2 separate regions of the Homo sapiens genome follow, and region 1 is linked to region 2. Evidence: read pairs that join two places in POLR2A ChIA-PET (ENCODE). Cell type or tissue: GM12878. All regions are shown on one strand. Each heading gives the region's core, and the rest is flanking DNA. Links, peaks and the distances in the headings are about the cores only. Region 1 overlaps LOC105374781 (a long non-coding RNA gene). Region 2 overlaps SPRED2 (sprouty related EVH1 domain containing 2).

Region 1 (2,915 bases), core at 199-2,698, 160 kb after region 2:
ACTTGATGATTCTGCCCTTATTCTTTTGGATAAAAATGTTGATAAAATATTCAAAAGTAGGAACCCAATTCTCTGGGTATGACTGTATGCTTCTCTCATGGTCATTGGCCACCCCTATGACATTTATCTAGTCAAGTTTGCACATATAGCCATTGGTCATAAAGTAGAATGAGCAAGAGGCTGTAAACGATGCACTACAATCCATCTCACACAATTAACCTGGTAGAAGTCTTCATGTTTATGTGCTACTTATTTGTTTTCCAAAATGCATTCAAGGAGTGCCAGCTGCGTATGGCAAGTGGAATGCACAGTGGGTACATACCCTCCACTGGACTTTACTTATTTTCAAAATTTGAATTAAACAGAAGAAGCCCGTTGCCCTCTGGTCATAAGCTGTGAGGATGTGAGCCTAGAAGCCACCAGCAGACATAGTTCCTTTATCAGGAGAAAGATGGTGTGAGAGAATAAAGCCAACATGCTGAGATATGCATTATCTTTCTCCTGGATACTGCAAGGGCTTCCTGACTTGTCTTCCCGTTTCTACCCTTGCTCCACAGTCTACTTCCAACACAAAAACTGGAGTGATCTTTAGAAACAAAAGTCAGATGTCACCTCCTTGCTTAAAATCCTGCTTCGGGCCGGGTGCGGTGGCTCATGCCTGTAATCCCAGCACTTTGGGAGGCTGAGGCTGGTAGATCACCTGAGGTCAGGAGTTCGAGACCGGCCTGGTCAACCTGGTGAAACCATCTCTACTGATAATACAGAAATTAGCTGGGCATGGTGGTGGGCGCCTGTAATCCCAGCTACTGCGGAGGCTGAGGCAGGAGAAGCGCTTGAACCTGGGAGGTCGGTGGAGGTTGCAGTGAGCCGAGATGGCGCCATTGCACTCCAGCCTGGATGACAGAGCAAGACTCAATCTCAAAAAAAAAAAATATATATATATATAGCTAACACCAATACACATTTTCTACATTTTCTATGTGCCAGGCATTATTGTAAGTGCTTTATGCATATTCACTCATTTAATTCTCACAACAGCTTTATGAAGTTGGCACTATTATTATCCATTTATTAGATGAGGAAGCTGAGTCATTGAGATATTAAGTAATCTACTCAAAGTGCCACTGTTAATAAGCATGGGGCCACAATTTAAACTCAGGCGTCATGATTTCAGAGTCCACTGAAATCATAATGAAAGGTTTTCAGATGATAAAAAACCCACCTCAAATTGGCTTACATAAAAAGTGGAACTTACTCCCTTCTATCATGGACCAGTCCCTGGCGCTATCCCAGTGTGCCGTCAGTATTTGGTACTCTTCTCTCTCATCTCAGCCTCGTTCTCAGGCAGCCTCTCTGTGTGTGGTGACCGCAGCAACACTGGGTCCACATCATTTTCAGCTTCGAGTTTAGAAGACAGAGAGGAGCTTGTGCCGATAAGTCTCAGGACTGAGTCTCAGTGATCCCAGTGGGGTGTCTGACTCATAACTGAACATTTCACCCTGGGGCCAGGATAGAAGATACCAATTGGCCAGATCGTGGTCATGTGACAACCTGTCTAACTATGGGTTAGGGGATGGTGTTGATTTTGTATCACCAGAGCCATGTAGGCCAAGAGTGGGTGAGGAGCTGTTGCACCAAATATAAACAGGGTGCTATTATAAGTAAAAGGATGGCCGGGCACGGTGGCACACACCTGTAATCCCAGCACTTTGGGAGACCAAGGCGGGTAGATCACCTGAGGTCAGGAGTTCGAGACCAGCCTGACCAATATGATGAAATCCTGTCTCTACTAAAAATACAAAAAAATTAGCCAGGCGTGGTGGCAGGCATCTGTAGTCCTAGCTACTCAGGAGGCTGAGGCAGGAGAATTGCTTGAACCCGAGGGGTGGAGGTTGCAGTGAGCTGAGATCATGCCACTGCACTCCAGCCTGGATGACAGAGTGAGACTCCGTTTAAAAAAAAAAACAACCTCAAAAAACCCAAAAAACCAAAAAAAAAAAAAAAAAAAAAAAAAAAAAAAAAAAAAGGGTGGGGGGATGGATACTGGGTAAGGAAAAATATTGGATGGCCACTACAGGCAGACACTGTGTTTTGTTTGTTTGCTTGTTTTTTGTTTTTTTTTTCACAGATGAGGGGCCTAGGGTTCATAAATGCTAAGTGATATTCCCAGGACTATAGATCTAGAGCATGGCAGGGCTGGGATTTGAATCCCAAAACTTTTGTCTTGTCATAAAAAGACAAACTTGGCCAGGTGCGGTGGCTCACACCTATACTCCCAGCACTTTGGGAGGCTGAGGCGGGACAATCACCTGAGGTTGGGAGTTTGAGATCAGCCTGGCCAACATGGTGAAACCCCATCTCTACTAAAACTACAAAAATTAGCCAGGCATGGTGGCAGGTGCCTGTAATCCCAGCTACTCGGGAGGCTGAGGCATGAGAATCGCATGAACCCAGGAGGCGGAGGTTGCAGTGAGCTGAGATCTCACCACTGCACTGCAGCCTGGGCAACAGAGAGAGACTCCATCTCAAAAAAAAAAAAAAAAAAAAAAAAAAAAGACAAACTGGAAATGACGGGAATGGTAGTTGTCAGGGTGGTCTTCAGGGTCCAGGGACTGCCTGGTGCTCTGTCTATTCGCACCATCACTTCTTTTTTCCTGCCTTTTAGCTCAGCCCTGAGGGGCTCCAACTCCAGGACCCCAGAACTGGTTTTCTTTAAGAAAGGATCTGGAAGGTGACAGGGAGGTGAAGGAGTGGAGCTTCCTTGAAATGGCAGACCCAGAGACCTAGAGGAGCCTTGCTTCTGTGGTCTAATTGGACTAATTTTAGGCTGTTAATTAGCCTCTGGCAATTATTTTTCACTCCAGAAATTCCCCAGTTTTATTTACACAGAGTGATTTAGCCTTTTCACAGACAGA
Region 2 (2,915 bases), core at 318-2,817:
CCCAAACTCTTATTACTGAGCTTCAGTTTCCTTATGTGTAAAATGAGGGGTAGAGACCACAAATGACTTTTGAGACCCTTTCAACTTTGATCCCTTTTCATGCTTTGTGTTTTAAAAAAATGGCCTTAAAGTCCTGTAGTTGTGGCAGAGGGCTTAGCAAACTTAAGCCACTAAAATACCCTACAAAAGCAGATCAGAAAACTTTCAGCAGTAAAATGCAACTGAGAGTATACTTTGAGTAGAGAAAAAACTTGAAACCACAAAGACCTGAAACCATGACAGACTAACAGATATGTTCTCTCAGTGCCAGTGTTATGACACAATTATGAAGTTTCCAGGAGTGAAACTGGTTTATCCAAGTATTTTGAAAAAGCAAGAAAATGATGAAAATTGAGTTTTAATAAGTTTAATAAGATCCTCTGGGGGAAAATAAAAGGTACAACCTGGTCATCTAGCTGGGTTTACGCATCCACAAATGTGAGATTCTCTTTAGCCACATGGAAGAAAAACCCCATGACATATTTATGGAACAAATGCAGGCCAAGAAGAGAAGAGAGATCTACCCTTTTTCTCCCAAACAGTTGATTCTATCTGCCTTATCAGTTGACTCAACATGAACTCCCCAGCCCCAATCTTTACTACATTCAGAGTGAAAAGGAGAAAATGTTAGGAAAAGGTAACAAAGCAATTATTTAGCTTAAAAATAGGGAAAGACATTTCTTATAGACCTCTGCTAAAGCAGCTCAGTGCACATCAAGTTGCAACTTAGGTTTAAGTTGCTTCAATGTGACAAATAATTTCTGGTCCAAACGTAAGTCAGTTGTTTGAAATTGGAATGTATCTTCCCTACAGAAAAAACATAAAATGGTGGGCAACTGGGTTCCCAATCCAGCCCACGAAAGCCCAATCAACGTGGAAAAATATTCCCAAATGTTTCAACTGCTTACTGACAGTCTCCTTGACAAGAAGCCTCTTTCCCCACTGCCAGAAAGGCCAGTTCCTCTCAGCTCTTGCTGGGTTTTGGCCAAGGGCTTTCCTATCTGGGGGTGGGGTGAGGGAGAAAAGGTAAGGAGGAGGAATTCTTCTTAAACTTCTGATTTAGGCTTCATTTTGGGGATCCTCAGAATGTGGCACCACTGAATCTTGAATGGCTCTAAAAGGATCCGTACTGATGTTATTTTACAAATCCCAACTTAAGTGTTACTGGGGAAATTCTTTCCTTTTAGGGTCACAATGACTGTTGGTGAGCAATTAAGTCAAGTGTCAGGCTCATAGGATATAGTCATGATGCAATGGATTCTTGACTAGTTGACTACACAGAGGGACAGGATTTGTCCTACAAGCGCAATTTCCTTCCGAGTTATAACAAGACAGAGCCATCCACTCAGTACACATATTTCCCATGTTACTTTCCTGACATAAAAGAACTAGGCAGCAAGGATAATGTAAAGGCCAACTAGCTACCAAGCTTCCTCAGTTTTAACACGTTAGTCTTAAAATATTTTTTCATTTATAAGGGAGTAGTGTAGTTTGAAGTACTTGATTCAGAAAGAACTCCAGGAAATACTAGAGCTATCTCCACCTCCCAAAGCCAACTAGCTTGTGGAGGCACTAGAAGGCATTTTTTTTCAAGACTCATGATTTTCACAGATAACTGAAACCCTGCGTGGCTAAGCTGCTGAAGTTGGGCTTTCCTGGCCATCACCAACATGTTTGCAGCAGGGAGCCCAACCAAGCTTTAAGTCATGCAGTCTGTGGTGGTTAAAGACCACTGCTGGCTGGGCGCAGTGACTCACGCTTGTAATCCCAGCACTGTGGGAGGCTGAGGCGGGTGGATCATGAGGTCAGGAGATCCAGACCATCCTGCCTAACACGGTGAAGCCCCGTCTCTACCAAAAATGCAAAAAATTGGGCCAGGTGCGGTGGCTCATGCCTGTAATCCCAGCACTTTGGGAGGCCAAGGAGGGTGGATTACCTGAGGTCAGGAGTTTAAGACCAGCCTGGCAAACATGGTGAAACTCCGTCTCTACTAAAAGTACAAAACTCAGCCTGGTGTGGTTCTGTGTGCCTGTAGTCCCAGCTACTCGGGAGCCTGGGGCAGGAGAATCGCTAGAACCCCGGAGGCGGAGGTTGCAGTGAGCCAAGGTCGCGTCACTGCACTCCAACCTGGGCGACAGAGCGAGACTCCATCTCAAAAAAAAAAAAAACAAAAAAAAACAAAAAAAAAACAAAAAAAAAAAAAACAAAGACCAAAAGACCACTGCTCAAGACAGGACAACCAAGTGGCTACTGCCAACTTCTTCCACCAGAGAGCTTTACTGACAGGTGGAAGGGCCCTCGACTTAATGTTGGTCAAAAGGAACAACTCTCTGCTCATTTCACTCACTGGTGTGCTTCAGCCACTTCTCAGGACTAACTTCACACAGTTTCATTCTCCAGGAAAGTCACAGTCACTGAAAGCATCCTGGATATGCCATCCCCTGAAAACTGCCGCACACCCAGCAGTGAGTTGCTGGCATATATGGAAGCTCTTGTGTTAACTTTTTCTTGTGTGTTCGCATATAGCGAATTAACCTTAACACCTGTGGTCCATACATACAATGGAATTATTCCGCCTTAACAAAGAAGGAAACATTGTCATATGCTATAACATGGATGAATCTTGAGGATATTGTGCTAAGTGAAACGTCAGTCACAAAAAGAAATACTGCATGATTTGTTCCGCTTACACCAGCTATCTAAATGTGACTAGTCAAAGTCCTAGAAACAAAAAGGAGAACAGTGGTTGCCAGAGGCGGGGGGCTGGGGAGGGGAGTGAGTTGTTTAATTGGGAAAGAGTTTCAGTTTTGGATGATGAAAACGTTCTAGAGATCTATTATACAAACTTGGATATAGTTAACACTACTGTACTGTTC

Evidence for each region. Peaks named below come from ENCODE experiments on the same cell type or tissue, not always from the same donor. Only the 100,000 strongest peaks of a DNase experiment are listed, where the experiment ranks them.
Region 1: POLR2A ChIA-PET joins it to region 2 with 11 read pairs; 3 of 35 experiments call an interaction of 5 or more read pairs at or near these places.

Annotation. Positions count from the first base shown.
Region 1 is chr2:65,515,543-65,518,457 of GRCh38, forward strand. All of the region lies in intron 1 of LOC105374781 (a long non-coding RNA gene), which reads right to left. Among named protein-coding and RNA genes, the nearest start is that of SPRED2, 84 kb to the left of the region's middle. In GM12878, for the core only: no CTCF peak of the experiment used is centred there; a DNase peak (open chromatin) is centred at 1,429.
Region 2 is chr2:65,357,872-65,360,786 of GRCh38, forward strand. The region is part of intron 1 of SPRED2 (sprouty related EVH1 domain containing 2); the gene reads right to left. Among named protein-coding and RNA genes, the nearest start is that of SPRED2, 73 kb to the right of the region's middle. RefSeq lists enhancers at 1-156, 189-338. In GM12878, for the core only: no CTCF peak of the experiment used is centred there; a DNase peak (open chromatin) is centred at 1,700; H3K4me3 peaks cover 371 bases; H3K27ac peaks cover 1,263 bases.